Linked DNA regions of Homo sapiens: region 1 is linked to region 2. A link is a loop called in an ENCODE intact Hi-C map of the cell type or tissue named here. Cell type or tissue: A673. All regions are shown on one strand.

Region 1 (2,500 bases), 400 kb after region 2:
TCTGATTTACAAGGGGATCAAGAGGCCCCAGGAAAAGAACTCAAGTAGTCTCCATGACTGGAATTCTAGCTGGACTAGAACTCAGCTGCAGGAGTGAGGGCTGCGCAAGAGAAGCCCAATTGTAGGGCTTGCGACAGTGCAGCTGCAGGGCCCAGAAAGGAAGAGAACTCGCTCCTGGTCACAGAATGGAACCACCCTTTATACCCTCAGACCCCATAGTCTGACTTGGCCCCCTACACTCTTTCCCCTTCCAACCCCTACAGACCCTTGCAGGATGGTTCCATCTCATTGCTGCAGGACTCAGAACCTAGAATTTACATAATCATGGGATTTTCGCACTGGAAGTTAGTAATCTCCAGTGTTTTCCCCTGAGGAGGTGAAACCCAGGTGTGTACCGTGTGTTCTCAATAACACATGAGTAACTCCTCTGGGGACACAAAGCTAGGGTGCCACTGGAACCCAGGTCTCCCAACTCCAAGGTCCTGGCACTGGGCACCACGACATGCTGCTGCAGGCAGCAAGACAGAGAGACAGTACTGCTTTACCGGGCACCACCCTGCCCTTTCCTCTCTGTGCCCAGCCCCCATACTCCGCAAACAGTGCGGAGGTGAAGAGATCCCCTTCGCTCCTGTGCTCTGCTCATTCCTGCTCACTCTCGGGTCTCCTACTCCCTTGGAGGCTTTTTCAGACCCCCTTCCCCAAAGGCTAGGTCAGTTTCCACCCCACTCCTCATTTTATTCTCTCATGACATCCTGTAATAATCCATCACGCATATTACTGTTGTGGTTAGTCAACTACTGCACAATTGCTTAGTCAATGTCTGTCTCATTAGAACATAAGCTCCCATGACTGTGGGACCAGAGCTGTGTTATCCACCAGTGTGCCCTCTACCACCAAGAATGACTGAACTAATGAAGAGTCCATGCTGTCCTGTATGTTCTCCAATTCTTTCATTTCTTAGCCACGGTTGTCCTGACTTCTTAGACAAATGTCAAATGCCTCAAAGGCACAGAATGAGATTTAATGAGTGTCCCCACCTCCTCAGCACCTAGTCCAATGTCAAGCACAGAGTGGCCAATCGCTGATTGATTGATGATTGCTTGCTGCCTGAACCTCCGGAACTCCCCTGCCGAGAAAGGGAGTGAGGGATTCTTGTGCTTCTCCAAAGACTGAAGGGCAGAGGCCTCAGTAATTTCTGGACTGAGCTTAGGCAGAGAGGAGGTAATTAGCTCAAATCACATTAACATGGTTCTCAGGAAATGGCTGCTGAATTAGATATTCCAGCCACAGCAGCCACCTCTATTTAATAGGACATTAATGCTCATTCTGAGCAATTACTGTATTTGCAATGGTTTCTTAATGTTCAGCTTCTGGAGCCCTGAAAGGAAAGGGCTTTGTGCTTCCAGTAACCAGCTCTCCACCGTAAGGCAGAGGAATGAGCTGGGGAAATGCTCCCGGCCAGATCAGGGAGCCAACGCCCCAGACAGTCTGGAGAAGAGGCCAGGGACTCCAGGCTCCTGTGCCTGGCTTCTCCGACCAGCCGATACCCCCAGGGCCTCGCTAAGGGTGGGCCTATACAGGCAGAGGCAGGAAGGTCTCTATGCACAAGTGAGCCTCACTGAACCTTCTCTACTGCTCCCTGCAGTTATGCAGCTGCCTAAAGCCAGTCCCTGCTAAGTGCTCCTAACAGCATCCAGTACCTCTCCCAGCACAATGCTTACCATACTTATCATTTTGATTCTAATAGCATTTCCCCCCTTGATTTTAGAGTAATTAAGGTTCACTGCAAAAATAAAGCAAAGTGTAAAATAAGCCAACAGATCACATCTCTAATGTTTTCCTGTGCATAGGCACACATAAACATATGTAAAGACTGGCTTTAAAACAATGGAGCCAATCCAATCATCCACTCTCTGCTTTGGGACAATGGAGTGACCACTTTGTTTTAATTGCTTACGTAATTATCTGCCTTTTCCTATGAGACGTAGCCTCAGCGTGGGCAGCACCCAGCCAGGCTCACTACTGCTTGTTGGCAGAGTACCTAGCACATGGCAGTCACCCCACAAATGATAGCTGGCTAGATGGCCTGTCAGGTAGCATCCTTTGGGTTGCAAGCAACCCAATTAAAACTGGCTAAAGGAATGTAATAGCTAAAAAATCTTGGATGTTCAGGAATAGTTCTAGCTTCAAATGAGACTTGATCCAGTAACTCAAACCATGTCATCCAGTATCTAATCAACCTTTCCCTCTCTCTCTGTACCTGTCTCCCACTCCATCCTATCTTGTGTGGCTCCTTGGGTTGGCCCAGAACACCCAGGCAGACAAGATCTTGTTCTTACACCACATGGTCCAGATAAGAACCAGCTATTCTCTCATTAGCCTAAATTGGGGTGCACGACTTTCTCTGAAGCCATTCCAGTGGCCAGTGCAATGGCTAGATCTGGGGTGGGGTCCATCCCACCAAAGCCCCATGGGAGGAACTGGAGAAGGGAAAGGAAAA
Region 2 (2,500 bases):
GGGGTAGGATCAGAGGGAGGCAAGCTGGGAGAAACATCAGACCATGAGGCAAGTTTGACCTTGAGTGAAGGATGGAGAAAGAGAAGGTTTGATGGAAACATCCTAGATTTCTGTGTAGTCTACAAATGGTTCAGCAAAGTCTTGGGATGTCTTTGAGCCAAAGCTGGTCATCAAGAGGTGTCCCTGCTAGGGATGAGTCTTCCTTCAGTCCCTGCTACGTTCTTTTCTGAGCTGGGAGCAGCCCGGGGAGGCCTGGCCTCTGTGTGAACAGGTAAATGGATTTCACACTTCAGTGGCTGGGCCCCTGGTCAATTATCTTCATATAGTTGTAAGACCGTGTCACATTCTCGTGGGTACCATCTACATTCCGAATCCAAATGATTTTTTTTATTGCTAAAAATATGTTGGAGTTCCTTTTCAGAGAAGCTTGTTCACAGACTAGCACAGAAGCAATAAATGGGAAAAATAGTTTGATGGTTTATTTAAATGACTTTTTACTCTTGACCAAAAACAGCATATCCGGCCTAACTACCTATCTCAGTACTTACCAGAATAGGCTCTGTGTGGCCTTGGCTATTTCAAATAAAAATGAATCTGCACTGAAATGATAAAAGTTACCATGATTAATGGTATTTTGAGGAATATGTCACAGGATCTGAAGGCAATTCCTGTAATTCCAGATAAATTCTAAACAATGGTAACATCATAGAAATAAGTGTGCAGCTTTCCAAAGTGATTTTATTCTCACTAGCTATAGGACTTCAGGAATAGCATAAAAAATAAAAGTAACTCTACACTTTAATTTCCTCTTTGCGTGTGCACAAACATATGGGTACATGTGAAGTTTATTCACTATGAAGCTGATGAAGGAGACCCTTTCATGGCTCTGTATCTAATTTTGCATTTGTATTTTTATATTTCTTTTATCAAAGGGAGCTTCCCAAATTTCATAACCTTTAAGGCTCACAAAACCTTTAACCACCACAAGTATTTGTAGTTACGTGTGCATATCCCAGGATGTCTTTAGTGTGTGTGTGTTTCTGTGGCTTTCCCTCTCCCATCCTCAAGCTTAGGTACATATGGTTCTCCATATGGGTTAATGCTTTCCATCACTCACGTTTCTAAATGTCTTCAGATTGTTGAATAAAAATACATTAGAAAGTATATTTTGAGAAAAACACTGTTTAGACAAATCTCTGAACCAAAGAGAAGCATGGAGGAAGGACAGCTTCTTTCCCTCCCAGAGACTCAAGTTTGAAGTTTCTACTGTAGCTAAGTTTTGGGAAAAGGATCTCTTTCTTCAAACCACTAGAGGGCATTGCTGTGCAGACAATTGCCGGATTTGGGCAGGGTGCTGAACTCCAGGGAGTAACAAGGAAGGTGACTCACATTCCTACAGCCTCCAAGTCCCTTTTCCTTTTCAAAACACATCTTTCTCTAATCAGAATGCTGCTTCTTGGCTCTGAGTCTTCCTAGTATCACTTCCTTACCTCTCACTCTCTAATAAGGCCACCCACACCTGTCCTCCAGATTCTTTGCCGATGTGACTATCATCTCTGTGAACGAAGGTTAAAGGACTCTCATTGACTTTGGGATGGTGGACCAGGGTGACATATAAGACATGGAATGAATGCTGAACTCACTCAGGAGACCTGGATTTGGGCCCAAGACCTTTCTTCGGCTATGCAAAGTTAGAAAATCACTTTACCTGTCTGAACCTAGCTGTGCTCACCTGCAAAATGGGACACAGAGTCCTCTAAAGTTCTGTGTCGATAAGAAGAGAACTGGATCTCACTAAACATCCTCATATGAAGGCAAAAGCCTAGTTCTTCCCTGTCATTCACTAAGTAAGAATACAAGTGAGTGGTTAAAAACTTTCATTTTAAAATTCTAAAAGCAAATCCTTCAGTGCTGTTCATAAACTGGTGAATAGAATTCCAAATTAAAGACTTCTTTGGGCTTCCAGTCCAGCAGGTAAGGAGCTTGGAAGTTGTCTCTTCCATCCACACAACAAGAGAAAAAGCTGAATAAACTTAAAGTGAACAGCTCTTCTTAAAGCAATCAGAAAACCCAGCATAGGGCAAGCAGCTGCCCCCCAAATGGAAGGATGAACAGTCAGATACAGAGAATCAATTAGTGGAGCAAAGCCCAGGAGCAGAAAACTCTGTGGGAACCAGTACCAGATCCCTTTTACCCAGTACATCATGTTTAGCTTGCAACAAAACATGACAAGGCATAAAAGACAACCCCCCACTGCCAGTTTGAAGAGAGAGAGCAGATCTCAGAAGCAGACTCAAACATGGCGGAGATCTTGGAATTAGACTGGGAATTTAAAACAACTATGGTTAATATGCTAAGGGCTCTAATGGGAACGTGAGCAACATGCAAGAACAGATGGGTAATATGGGCAGAGAGATAGGCATTCTAACAAAGATCTAAAAAGAAATGCTAGAAATCAAAAACACCATAATAGAAATGAAGAATTCTTTTGATGAATTCA

The links. A loop is a pair of places that touch in the nucleus more often than their neighbours do. Peaks named below come from ENCODE experiments on the same cell type or tissue, not always from the same donor. Only the 100,000 strongest peaks of a DNase experiment are listed, where the experiment ranks them.
Region 1: it touches region 2 in a loop (2.8-fold over the local background); 11 of 110 quality-filtered maps call a loop at or near these places.

What each region holds. Positions count from the first base shown.
Region 1 is chr17:10,747,718-10,750,217 of GRCh38, reverse strand. All of the region lies in intron 1 of TMEM220-AS1 (TMEM220 antisense RNA 1), which reads right to left. Among named protein-coding and RNA genes, the nearest start is that of TMEM220, 19 kb to the right of the region's middle. RefSeq lists an enhancer at 1,011-1,560. In A673, no CTCF peak of the experiment used is centred here; a DNase peak (open chromatin) is centred at 1,247.
Region 2 is chr17:11,143,634-11,146,133 of GRCh38, reverse strand. No RefSeq gene overlaps it. Among named protein-coding and RNA genes, the nearest start is that of SHISA6, 96 kb to the left of the region's middle. In A673, a CTCF peak has its summit at 1,315 (motif pointing right); a DNase peak (open chromatin) is centred at 1,333.